Linked DNA regions of Homo sapiens: region 1 is linked to region 2. Evidence: chromatin contacts called from ENCODE Hi-C data. All regions are on one chromosome and are shown on one strand. Each heading gives the region's core, a stretch centred on a gene start or an enhancer-like site at or near the end of the contact. The rest is flanking DNA. Distances are from core to core; before and after follow the strand shown. Region 1 overlaps CDK14 (cyclin dependent kinase 14). Region 2 holds the start of KRIT1 (KRIT1 ankyrin repeat containing).

Region 1 (6,518 bases), core at 2,431-4,930, 1.5 Mb after region 2:
GTGTGAAAGAGCCAGGAAACATCCAGCTGTTACCAGAAAACTGGCATCCTTTCAAAAATGTCAGGGATCGTGCTAGAAGGACAAAGGAATCTGCCTAAAGGAGCTCCCAACGATCAAACTGTGATTATTTATTCGAGCATCAAAAGGAAAAATAAAAGTATGGTTAAATAGAACAAGATGAGTTGCTGAAAGACCATGAGTTCATTATGATTTCAAAAGAGAAAAGTTACTATAAAGGCCAAATGGCAGCTATAATATAAAAGAAGTATGAATATAATACAATATGGTTGATTTTAAGATACAGAACTGTGAGTAAGCCAAGAAGTGCTAGAAAAAAAGTACCAAGGAACTGTATCAAGGACAGGAATGAATGATCAGGGCCTGTGGGGAGGGTCCAAGCAGCATGAGTGTAGAAAGAAAAGCAACACAGCATGTTCCAATGGCAGCAGACCAGGTGGGTGGATGTAATGCAACAGGCTAAAGGGCAGGTGATGTTGCCTAAGCAACGTATTACAAAGTACACATCTGGTGGAGATAAACAAGATTAAAAAGAAAACCTATGTGAACCAGTGTGGAAAGCATTTTTTTAAAGAAGTTAAATTTTAATAATACATATGAAATTTAACCCTTAAAAAGAAAACTCAGCTTAACTGCCAACCCGTGACTCAGATGTGAATCTCTGACTTGAAAAAAGCATCCAGGACCCCAACAGTCAATAACTCAGATCCTGTAACCGTGGCTGTTCTGAGAAGGAATTCTTTTACTTGTGGTCCTGTAAAGATTACAAAATCCCAAAAAGACACAAAAAATATTATTACTGAACTCCCTGGAAGAAATCTAAATAAGTAGATCTATAACCCTAGAAAGGTATAAAAAAGAATAGAGAAATAATAATAAGATTACATAAACCCACACTGTTAATAAGTATAGTAATATATTAATAATTTGCAATCATTACATTTACATATGTCTTCTTTGTTTAAAAGTATCTAGAATATGTCAAAATAATCAGTCACACTAAATTAGTATATGACATTAAGGGAATTTAATTAGGTCAGTAAACAATGCTTAAATAGAAACAAATTGGTTTTCAAAATTACATTTCTTAGCTACATACATTCTTAAAGATGTGGGCACTTGGCCAAATACAAAGGCCATGAGCTGTGAACATTCTGGATACAGGAGACCCTCAGACATTCTACGCACTGTCCGTCAGCTTCACTGTCCTTCACACATGCTTTCTTACCGCCCTCAGCCTGAAAACCTTCCTCCCACCAAGCCATGACTTGTCTCCAAAATTGCCTTTGCCTAGATGCACTTGTTGATTAAATCCCACCCACTCGGACCAATCCTTTATTAAGAATTCACTTCAGTGAATTTAGTCTGCTCCAATATTTTGCATACCTTAGACTGTAATTATTCTTTTTGTGATACTTTAATGTCAACAACCTGATTATCTCTTCCACAGGGCAAGGACTGTCTTATATTCATTTTATAGCCCCCTAAAGTACTTTTCCCTTCGAATCTCCTCTTGAAGAGTCCAGTAAAGATTTGTTCATTAACTCGTGGAAAATAAGGAACTTCCACAGGTTAAAAATGGTTTTCCCAAATCATGGGTCCAGAAGAAAATATCTTTGGCACCTCTGCCCAAGGCAAATTCCAGTAGACAGCTATGCTATCAGTATCGTGTGAAAACAAGACAGAAATTCTAATATCAATGAGAACTAAGAATAGTCTTCTCCATGACTGTACTTTTTCATACTACTTGTTCCATTTAGAAACTGAAGTAACAAAAATCACATAAGCAGGGATGTCTCCTGGTATTCGAAAACATATAAAAAGAAGAAATCATCACAAATACCAAAATAAACTTTTTTTTCCAGTAAATTCAATAGAAGCTAGAATTTCAAACTTGCTTTGAGATGCACCCACACATATGGATATTCATCTGAAGCGATTAATTTGGTCTACTCATTATTAACAGGAACTTGTTCATTTGCTGGCAAACTCAAACCTGAGTAAAAATTGTTAGAAATTCAAACAGTGTATGAGGCTCCAAAAGTCACAATTTGACCTACGATTCTAGCTTAGAGCTATGTAAAATCCAGACAACTGTCTACTGAACTCACAGCAGTGGATTTGAAAGAGCACAGCTTAATTCAGTTAAGGTTGGCATTCATTTCAAGTGAATTCATTCGGTCTGAAAATTGTCCCTTTGAATCACCCATTTTCTGGTGATCAGCATTTTACTGGGTTCAGAGTCTGATTTTCTCTACTACTTCACTCCACACTGTTAGTTGAAGGCAGACACTGGAAAAGAATTGGTTTAAAAGACTCCAGGTTAACCCACAGCAAATATGTATCATGCGTCAGGCTGTAGCTAGGTCATGCTCTTTTGATATTCATGAAAGGAATATCCATCACAGGTCCAATGCAAAACTATGAAATAAGCAAAAATCTTGACAACCTCTTTCATTTGTTTTTTTCCCTTTGTCCAATACCCCAGGAGGGCCTGATGGCTTTATCCTACTCAAAATCTGCTCCCAATATAAAAAAATCATCAGTCATTTATAAGTTTTTGAGCACTTAAATCGTAGTACTACCTCTCCCAGAATTATCTGAACTTTAAGCGTTACAGAACAACAAGTTTTCTCCCTTATAAAAGTAATTTCAGCTATTAAGGATAGATGTGCAAGAGTTTTGGGTAGAAGAGAGAGGTAGGAAGAATTAGAATCATTGCCACTAGAATCATAACCAATGATAACTGCCTTCATCTATAACTTAAATCTGTCAAATCTAAAAGTATGCTTTCCTCTCTTTGCTTGCTGTCTTCTCTATTTTCTCCCTAATAGTATGCGTGTGTATGTATGTGTGTATACACAGAGATGGCAGTAAGAGTGGCTACACAGAGCAAAGATATGTACACATATAGAAGGATATATGCAAGAATGTGTTTTTTACTTACAGCTTTGTTTTATGAGAACCAAGATCTTGCCTAAAGTCACCTTCAGAACATTATCTAATATACATGCAAACATACTGCCCATAGAAGTCAGAACTAAGTGCCTCAAGACAAGCCACTTAAATTCCCCAGATCTCAGTCTTCTCATCTGTAAAATGATACAGATCTGTTTTAGCTCTAATGTTCTACTATGAACTTTAGGCAGCAGTTTGCAGCTGGTAAATAATTTTAGATAGGTCAACTAGTAAAGTCTCACACATAAATTCACTTCTTTGTGCTTCCTTTGTGTTCCACTTTCCCTTAGAATTTTAGGATTTAGAAAGGACAAAGACAGGTACATACCATGTATACACTTCTCTTAATGTCTCCAGTCTTTTCAGATTTTCCTTAACTCTGACATCCTGGCACTGTTTCTCAGTGGTGGCATCCTGGGCATTTTGGCTGAAAATTATTTGGGTGCAGCATTTCCACAGCAGTACACGTTGTAGAGCATCTGGCAACCATGGTTCTGTGTACTAAATGCTAGTCCTGCCCTTATATCATTGTCACTGTCACAACCAAAAATGCCCTCACTACCAACTACATCATTTTTAGATTGTATTTTATAATTTGTTACTGAAATATATGTTATTATATATTCTTATATAAGCTACTGTAGAATTTGTTTTCAAGTGTTTGGTTTATTTTGGTGGGGTGGGGGGAGCTCCGTCTTTGCTGAGCACTGTTTCTCACGTGTTTGTATTTCCATGACCAGAGTGTAAACACCTTGAGCACACAAACCATATCTTCTATTTCTTTAGTGTTCCCAAAGCACAAAAGACCGGGCATGAAATAGTTCTGTTAATATTTACTCAATGATGGATTGTTTTACTAATTATAAGCTTTCCCCTTTAACTAAAAATAGGCCACTAAAAAAATTAGTCCTGAGAAACTACATTAAAAACAAGGTACCTTCTGAGTTGAGATATTTTCCAGTCATGAAAACACTTCACCAGATGTTTCCATTCATCAGAATTCAATGTCTAACATTGCGATTTAGTTTTAAAATGCTTATTTTTCTACTACATGGTTTCTTTGGCATCTGACCCAATTTCACTTAAATCCTGAATTCCTCAGCTAGTGGACACTGCTGAATGGAGGACTCTTGAGGACACCACATTCCTTTATGCTGCTTCAGTGACCTTTACGCTGCTTCAGTGACTGTAGTTTTGTTACATCCCTTACTGGACTTCAATGCTTGCCATCAATAGGCTTGATAACTGTTTTGCTAATTCTATTATGGAATATTAGGTAGTCTTTCCAGAAGCTTAAGCTTTGGTATATGTTGTTAAAATAATTTTATTTAGTCACTTTCTCTTCTGTGATAATTACACATTTCAGATGAGATACAGTTTTGTTTATAGGCTCATATAGGTAGATGCCTATACTTCCTGACTTCTATACTTCTTCATTTTGATGCCTATACTTCTTCATTTTGTCCAAATCATAATGATAAATTTAACGTAAGGTTTTAATGAGCACTCATAGCAAGGGTAGAATTACTAACAACCAGCCCTATTGTTAGTTGTCTGTATAAGTTTTTCAGAATGTAGTTAGCATTGTGACCAGAATTTCATCTGGAAAAGTTAACCCCTTGCTGCTTGCAGACTGGCAGCACGGGAATCACTGGGATCTCAGACCCACTGCAGTTCTACCAAGTCAGAATCTGAATTTTAACAAGATCCCTGGGTGATTTGTGTGCACCTTGAAATTTGAGACATGGTGCACTAAACCATGTAATGATATATTCTGCTGTTATGGTCCAATAAGAGATTGTGATTGTAGAGAGGGCAAATTTAGAGGGAAAATTTGTTTCAGTCTCTGTGTACAATGAGTGATAAAAATTTTACTACTCCTTCGGTAACATATTTTACTCAAACTTATCTCAAAAGTTCACGGTAGTTATCAGATAACTCAATATATTTTCAGCTCTGAAATAAAATGTGCAATAATATACATCCAATATGTTTATGAATTTAAACAACCATGGAATTGGAATGAGTGATGAGTAGAGAAGAAAGAATATACATGGGTTATAGCAGCATATATGACATTACTTCCTGCATAGAAATTTATAGATGTATGTGTCTCTAATATAGGAACATTGTTTTGCTGCTAGCCATCATATCTATAAAAACAATTACTACAAAATTATCCTAAGTAGAATTGAATTCAGAATCTTGCTTTGCTTACTACTTACTAGGGTTTATTTGGTAGCTTTGGAGGAAAAACTTAGAAGGAAGTCACCTCAGGATCTAGAAAAGAAATTTGAAAAGGAACTTAAATTTGTGAAGAGTACCATGTATCCTAAAACAGGTCCTCCTTTGGTGTGGGTGTGAGGGGAGTCTTTGGCCCAAATGGCATAACTGAACATTTCCCACTCCAGTTAAATCCTACTCTGATTATGTGAAAAGCCAGATGAGATGTCTTTCAGACACTGTTTCCACTAAAAACATTAAATATCCCAAAAAGGTCAACAAGAGAAAGAAGAAGGTATGTACATTTTCTGACTTCCAGTTGACATCCACAATTATATGCTGGTTAAAATGCCATCATGGAAAAAAGACAGAGTCAGGAGTGCAGAATTCATATCATACGACCAAATGGTACGTGTTAAGAGGTGAAATATTAAAATTGATATCTATATTCCCCCCACCCCTCAACAAAACATTTATAGCCAAAGGGCTCAGAAATGGGACACAAGAGATGAGAAGCTCCAAGCAGAGCAAGCGGGTGACTTTGTTTTGAGATTCTACAAAACACAGCGTTTTCCAATCTACAAAATTCCCATAGCTGCACTGGGGAAATGGAATACCTATTCTCTACAAAATAGAAAAATCAAGCTACACAGTGGCTCACACTGCATGGCTAATTAGTTTCTTCATCAAGACACTATTCCCTTAAAACTCTTACTCTAGAAAAAAAAAAAAAAAAAAAGGTCTATTCCTGCAAATAAAAACTTTTTCTCCCTCTCCCACAGGATTTACAGGTTTAAATATAGCTTTTCTTTTTTAGGTTTTGCCTTGGGTTCTACCTGAAAAGGGGAAAACAGAGTGTATTTCCAAAGGACTCCACAACATATAGCAGTATGAACTAAGCTGGCGAAGGGGACTGACTGTTAACTACTCTGATTTAAAAACTAAAAATGTCTACCATGTCAGAAGCACTAACCACTAATAAACACAAGAGGCTGATCTCAGATTCATAGACTTGAAATCAATAATATGGTCCAGGACGCTTTCTACCTATACACACATATGCTTAATGTTTGAGGGGTATTTTTAAACATCACAGGGACTGCAGAAGCTCACTTGTCTCAAAGGCCGTGCAAAAGACAGTCTCAAGTGCCTTCTGAATTCTGTTTGTTTTCACTTTTGAGTTTCACTAAACCACCCCTGGCTTCTTTGTACTAAACCAGGCCAGTTCTTCCTTCATGTCTACACCTTTCAAATATCTGTAGCTCACTATTCTGTCCCTCATGTAAAATACAGCATCCAGAAGGTGCAATAACATTAAA
Region 2 (7,324 bases), core at 1,901-4,400:
ATACAAAAATTAGCCGGGTGTGGTGGCGGGCACCTGTAGTCCCAGCTACTTGGGAGGCTGACGCAGGAGAATCGTTTGACCCCAGGAGGCGGAGGTTGTACTGAGCTAAGATCACACCACTGCACTCCAGCCTTGGCAAGAGAATGAGACTCCATCTCAAAAAAAAAAAAAAAAAGAAAGAAAAGAAAAAAGAAAAAAAGTATCTGGAAAAGAAAGAGGCAGTCTGAGGTTATCTGAAAAATAAACTGAGAATCCAAAAATTACCATTCCCCCTAAGGAAGTCACTTTGAAAAGTAAATTAAAAACCTAAACATTTTTAGATCAATGTATAAAAACTCCCACAGACTGGTCTCTTTAATAATGACTTAGTCCACTCCCAAATCCTTTTTGGCAAATGTGTCAAATATTTGAAGGAAATATTTTAAAACTTAATCTAAATAAATGTCATATGCATCCTCAATGGGGGAAAAATTACCCAAAGCACTGAGGAATCTTTTCCAACTTCATTTCAAGGACATTCAGATTAACTTAATTCATAGTTCTTCCATCTACTTATATATGAAAATGAGCTCGCACTTTTATCTACAAGCAAGTTGTAAATACACATATTTCACTTTCACAAGTTTGAGTGCATACCCCAGAAAAGAAAGAGGAAAGAAAACCCACTCTTTGAGAAGTGGGCAGTGCCACAGGAGTACAAAAGAGTGGCTAACAAAACTTCCCTCCCATGTTTCAGGAGTCACCTACCTGTTAGAGCCCTTGTTTACAGCACAGTTGGCACAGTTTCAGACTCCTTACATATTGAAAACTCAAAATTCTCGGTGTAGTGGTCAAGGGAACAGTGAAATAGGAAAATATAGTTCTATCTTCCCCATCCTACCCCAAGGAAAAGAGAATCAACAACATTTTTTCTAAGACTTCTCCAAGATAGCGCCCATCACCTCACTATAGCACCCTACTCTTATTCAGAAACTGAACAATTTTACAGAAAGCAAAAGCCACACCCTTAATAATACACTCAACTCTGCACAGTGCTTGGCTTCTGTGCTAAGTACATTTCCAGAGACAGAGTTGGAGCTACATCTCCTGAGCCTACTTCAAATTAAAATCTGTGAACAGTGAGAAGTTACAAATCAGATAATAGCCCAAAATCAACTGCTGAAAGGAGGTTGGGGGGAAAAGTCATTAAACACATCCATCTTTCTTAATGAAATGACAATGTTTTTCAGCAACACAAAACACCAAAGCTACCAGTCTACACTACACAGTAGTTTGCAGAATGACAACCTGCAGTACACAGTAAAATTATTCTTAAATTATCGTTTGCTTCCTATGGTGCTCTGAAAAGTAGCAAATGCATAAAGTCATATAAGAGCTATTGTCCAATCACTGACAGCATTAAAATTATTTTTAAATCTAATTTCTGGAAAGTTCTGCAGGAGCAGTTTGAAAAGCAAATCAAATTCTAATGAGAAAAAACGCCTAGTTCAAAAATCTGAAAATATACTTTGAAGACATTCACAGTTTAAGCAGCAGGAGGGTCATAGGCACCAAGGTGTGTAACATCTGTGAGTGGCTGATACAAAAAAAGATTTCTCTGGAATTAATGATTGAAAATAATTATCAAATACAATCTAATATGATCTTTAAACGTCTGTCTCAAAAGCAACAAAGCAAAAGCTTGTAACAAAGCAAAACCTTCCAATACACAGATTTTTACACCTTACACATACCCACATACTTCACAAATTAAGAACTAGATGAAAATTAGAACACTAAAATTTAAAGGTATCTAAAATACACTATTTGAAACAGCAGACTCTTATCTTTACATTTATCTGTCAGATCTACCAGTAAAGCTCTTCTGAAATGGTCATTCCAATACAAGATTGTTCGATATGCCATTCCGTGTGAATAGAGCTTGGGAGACTAATTCTCAAAATCTCCTCAGGAGATGCTTTATTACAGCTCTAGTTTCAATTTCCTGCGACTCAAACAGCTACGTACAGAAAAACAGCTCATACATACGGAGAAGAATAAGAATACAGGGGAGCGCTCCATTCTTTTGTTTTGGTGGCAGAAGCTGCAAAAATAAAGGTTCACTGGAGCCATCTGCACCTATCCCCACCCATCACAGCCCTGCAGAGCACTTTTACCCATCCGCTTCTCAAGACTCTCTCTAGCCCCCGAGGTCGGCAGAACCCGTGGCTTTCCACGTCTCAAAGGATGGGGGTGGGGGGGAGGCTGCGAGGAAGGACACAGATCCTTTGAGGACAGAGGGACAAGGAGATGCATCCAGATGGGGAGGATGGGACGCGTCACGGAGACCCGGAGGCTTGCAAATTCGCTGGGAGAAAAGCCCTGTAGGGCAGAGAATGCTGCCTGTTCAGGGATGGGGACAGACAGAACAACAATGCTCCAAAACAGGCGACAGACACACTCCTAGTAGATCCGGGAGGGTGTGAAGTAGGTAGCTCTGAACTCGGAGCCACAAATGGGTAGAGGCAGCCTCAAACACATCTGTACCGCGAAGCTGAGACTTACGGTTACTTCTCTCGCTGAGGGTAAGGGTCGGTGGACCCAGCAACTCCGCAGTTCCGCCTCCGCCGCCCCTGCCTCTACAGCCGAGCTGGTGACCTCAGGTACCCAGCCCGCCCCACCCACCCGGACGGTTGCCCCTTCCTCGCCGGCCCGGGTGCACCCGCCAGGCGGAGGCTGATGTGGCCGAGGGTGCGCACTGGCGGCCCGCGGGAAGCGCTGCGTGAGCCGAAGGCGCCCGCGGCGAGGCTCAGACTGGGTGGGCGCCCCCCATCCCTCTCCGGCCGCTGCGCCGCCTCACTCGGGGGAGGGGAAGAGGGGGCGGTGGCTCTTGCCTCCGCCTCGCGGTCAAGCCCGGCTCATGTTCCAGCCTTGCGCGCTCGCAGCCCCGGCCGCCCTCTTCCCCTCCCCCGCCTCCGGCTCCGGCTCCGGCTCAGCCGCTGGCACCCCCACCGCCACCACCCTAGTCTCCTAGTCGCCTGCCACCAGCCCCTGAGAGACTGCAGGTCCAGTGAAAAGGAGCAGGAACGGCAGCAGCCCGGCCGCCGACCCGGAAGCTCTTTCACCGCCAACCGCGAGGCTGCAAAGGGTGTGAACCCGGAAGCGATTTCATAGCCACGGTAACGGCGGGGTGGAAAGCTAAGGCCTTTGAAGACCTGGGACCCCGTAGTTTCGGGAGAGGGTGAGGGGTGAATGGTGCTGAGGTGCGAGGAGAGGGAAGGACAGTAAAGAGCAGGTGGGCAGGAGGGTCTCCGACTCCAGAGACCTGAGCTTTTGGGGCGCGGGTGGGAGCGCGGGGGAACCCTCAAGACGGCTTTCTTTTGGCGACTGAGGGTTTTTCTGCCACAGGAAGCTGGGCCGGGCTGCTGTGCCTGGGAGGAGGGAAGGAGGAATGAGAAAGCGGTGACGGTCCCTGCCCCCCCTCGCCAGGTGACTGTCCCACCCATTTAGTTGAATGTAGCGGCCAGAGAGGCACTCGCGGCAGCCCGTACGGGTGGGACCTCTCGGTGTCCTTCGGGAAACAGGAGGAGCAAGTTCGACTCCAGCGAGGGAAAACGGAGGTGGGAGACTGAACCATCTCCACATCTAGTTGCCCCAGGCAAGGAGTTTATTTTTCACATGTAGTTACAGAGAAACCATAGCCACTTTTTGGGTGGAAACTCTTTGAGCAAAGAGGCTTACGTTTTTCCCCAGTAGTGGACGTTGACGGGTGGTGGCGCAGGAAAAAACCTCCCAGGCAGAGTGATTACGTATTTTTGTCATTGCAGGGAAAGGGATTCACAGCTTGTCATTCTAACTCACTTCTCCCCCTGTAACTCACTTCTCGCCTCTACACTTTTCTCCACCTTTTAAGGTTTTTGGCTTTCATCGCTTTTTCTACATGTTTTTAGCCTCACCAGAAGTCTTTCATCTCGGTGGTCCAACTCAGGATCTCAGCCTCATTATTTTCTTACCCTTCTGGAGTGCATATGTGCCTTTACAGTTTCTGTTTGCAAACGCTGTCTAGCATACTAAGAGGATGTTAGCAAACCTGTTCCATGGACACTAAATGGCAGTTGTACATCTCCCCTCATCAGTCATAGTGACAACCAGAAATGCCCTCCATATTTTCCAGTGATCCCAGGTAGGTGCCACCCCCCTAATTAAGGACCACTTCCACTGCTTTATTTATAAGATCTTATTACTTAGGGAGCATATTATCATTTGTGCCTAACATTTTCCAGAATGGAGTGAGCCATATAACAAAATGCCACGTTTCCTGTACTTATTCACTTGAACCCTCATCTCAGACTCAGTCTAAACATATTGCAAACTCTAGTTATACCTTTCTTGTATTTTAGTTCAAGCTACTCATTTTCTATCAGTTTGTCTGTGTTTCTCCCTTAGCAGTTTTACCTTCCTATGTTAGTTACTTTTGTTATTTTCCTGTTAAGCCTTTGTTTCCTTCTTTCATGTCACTGGAAGAATGTAGATTTTAAGTAGTCAAGTACGAATAGTTCTTGAAAATGAATTTTAAGAATATTTTGGGGATATGGTAAAAAAGTATTTGGTTTAAGAAAACAAAATACTGTTACTGTCATAGTTATGTCTTTTTAAAATCACATTTGTTTACCTTTTAAAAGTTCAGGCTTCTGTGCAGTATTAATTAAATATTCTAGAGAAGTGATGAGTATTGACAAAGTACTTTGCTAGTAAATGTTTTCTTAACATGAGTTGACCAAGACAGGAATTGATTTGCTTTAAATTGTCTTTAGAAAAGTAAGAGTTACTTGATTTTTCTTTTAGGTCCTTAATAGATAAAATGGTTTCTGTAATTGTGCCCATATATCATACAGTGTATTCACAATACAATGTCTTTCTTTTTGGGGCTTGCAGTCTTCAATGCGTCTGTCTCATAATTTGTAAACGTTTATTATCTTGAAGTCATTGTTAATCTGTGGTGAAAAGTAATTGCTAAATAGAAATTCTGAGAAGAAAAAGGCCTCATCCTTTTCACATGATGTAGGAAGGTCTGTTGCATGAGGTGGGTTTTAAGAATGATTTTATACAAAAAATTGAACTGAAAAAAATTTCATGAAGTATATAATGATAAAGAATGATAACGTCCTCAAAACCTTTCACACAATGAAATGTCTCTATCCTAATGTGTCACTGTATTTTTTTCTAGTGAAATATCTGTAGGGTTTTTTTGGATCTAAATCAATGGAAAGTTTTAGAATTTAAAATAAATTTGAAAAGTATTTAAATTATTTTATTTAAAATTTTTGTACAATAATTTTAATGGTTGTTTTAATCTTAGGCTAAAGTTTATGTAAAATGCCAAAAGCTACTGTATTTTAAAAGAATTTCTTCTTAGGGTAATTTTACAATCATAAGGCACTTTTTAATTATTATTTAGGGAAGTGAATTAAAAGTTACAGAGTGACATTTTCAGTTGCAGTGGAAGAAACAGGATAAATTACTCTATCGCCTCTCAAATAACATTCAAAACCCTTTCTTGAAAATGGTCTATCTTGAGAGTTGCAGCAGTAGGGAACTCATTAAATATGAACAGGTAATTTTAATGCCTAATGGTTTTTAAAAAACTGAAGAAAGTTCATCTCAACATAGCTGGGAAAGAAACTCTTTAATGTTCTTTTAGAAATTTACTGACAAATAAATGGGGAGAAGCTTTTTCAAAAAAAGATAAAAAATAATCAGTACAGAAAGATGCACTTTAGTGTAGCCATGAAAGAAATTTATTCAATGAAGAAAACTATTATACAACTAAGATTGTGGTTGAAATTCAGTCACTTGTTGGAAATTGCGCAATGGAGACTTAAGATTTAGTGGGACAAAGTATATGCATAACACACACGCACACACACACACAGTGAATATATTTGGAATAAAAAATTTGGATTATTGACAGGTGTGGTGGCTCACGCCTGTAATCCGAGCACTTTGGGAGGCCGAGGCAGGTGGATCACTTGAGGTCAGGAGTTTGAGACCAGCCTGGCCAACATGGTAAAACTCCATCTCTACTAAAAGACACAAAAATTAGCCGAGCATGGTGGCACACGCCTGTTAATTCTGGCTACTCAGGAGGCTGAGGCAGGAGGGAGAATCGCCTGAACCCGGGAGGCGAGGGTTGCATTGAGGCGAGATTGTCACTGCACTCTAGCCTAAGTGACAGAGCGAGACTCTGTCTAAAACAAAACAAAACAAAAATTTGGATTATCAAGGAAATTGATAAGGGAAATGGAAAAGATTCTTAAATCACCTTCAGAAAGCTTTTATCAACTGACCAAATAGTTTTGGTTCTGTGATAAGCAACTCCAAAGAAAATTACATACTACGCTTTAGCTCATCCAAATGTCTGATATCAAAGTTATCCTTGCTGAAAGTTCTGGAGTAAATGTCAATGGATATAAAACATCTACCATTTCCAGCTTCCAAACTGTTAACAGTATAACTAACATTCACTTTTGTAATTTATGGAAAAAGTGTATATTATTCTGAATCACTATTTCAAGTCATTATTTACAAGTTATTTTATAATCATCATCACTTTTTTTTGGCCCCAAAGGCAGATTCTTACTATGCAGTTAACACCTATGAAAATGTATAACCCTATTTTAAAATGAAAAAAGAAATACAAAGGAAATCTTAAATTATCAGCTAAGGTTTTGAGTAGTTGAACAGTAAAGATGCAGTCAAAGTCATTCCTGGCTTGCCTTTTAGGCACTGTATATTCTAGGATAGAGAACATTTTATTTTTTTTTAATTTTTTCGACATGATTATGTGGAAATAAAAGTTTTCAATTTAAGATGCATTACTTTTTTTTATCTTGCCATCAAATGTGTCATTTAATCTTTCAAAGGATTTTTTTATTTGTTTTGTAAAGCAATGGGAAATCCAGAAAACATAGAAGATGCATATGTTGCTGTTATTCGTCCAAAGAATACTGCCAGTCTCAATTCTCGGGAATACAGAGCTAAGTCATATGAAGTAAGAACATTTAATAATAATTTATTTCTACCATTGAATGTCATTCTGTATTATCATTCACATATAAAGCCTTATTATATCTTGTAAAGTTGTATTAACAAGCCAATTATTTTAGGTCTCTGCCCATTATTTTGTCTTTTTTCTGCCACGTGCCTTTTGACCATTTGCTGTTTATTGACATGTAGGTTATTAGATATTAAAGGTTACTTGTTTGAGTTTTTCTTACAATATATAGCTTTCAGTTTTCTTACAGTTTGTGAAATGGCTCTCAAAAATTAAAAACCACTGCAAAAG

What was found. A loop is a pair of places that touch in the nucleus more often than their neighbours do. Pooled maps may share reads with other maps.
Region 1: a map of OCI-LY7 shows a loop between it and region 2 (4-fold over the local background). The contact joins the enhancer-like site here to the promoter of KRIT1 in region 2. A Hi-C loop is called at or near these places in 1 of 168 maps with a recorded cell type or tissue (OCI-LY7), 1 of 37 single-sample maps with no recorded cell type and 2 of 50 pooled maps.

Annotation. Positions count from the first base shown.
Region 1 is chr7:90,715,078-90,721,595 of GRCh38, reverse strand. All of the region lies in intron 2 of CDK14 (cyclin dependent kinase 14), which reads right to left. Among named protein-coding and RNA genes, the nearest start is that of CDK14, 120 kb to the right of the region's middle. Within about 2 kb of position 3,680, at least 3 of the 41 ENCODE cell types and tissues checked have a DNase peak (open chromatin) inside an H3K27ac peak, as active enhancers do.
Region 2 is chr7:92,241,740-92,249,063 of GRCh38, reverse strand. KRIT1 (KRIT1 ankyrin repeat containing) reads left to right here and starts at 3,150. Exons shown (of 19, transcript NM_194454.3): 1 at 3,150-3,274; 2 at 3,893-4,162; 3 at 4,915-5,062; 4 at 6,927-7,030. The coding sequence starts at 6,929. ANKIB1 (ankyrin repeat and IBR domain containing 1) reads right to left here and starts at 3,090. Exons shown (of 20, transcript NM_019004.2): 1 at 2,545-3,090. RefSeq lists a silencer at 2,655-3,044 and an enhancer at 2,975-3,269.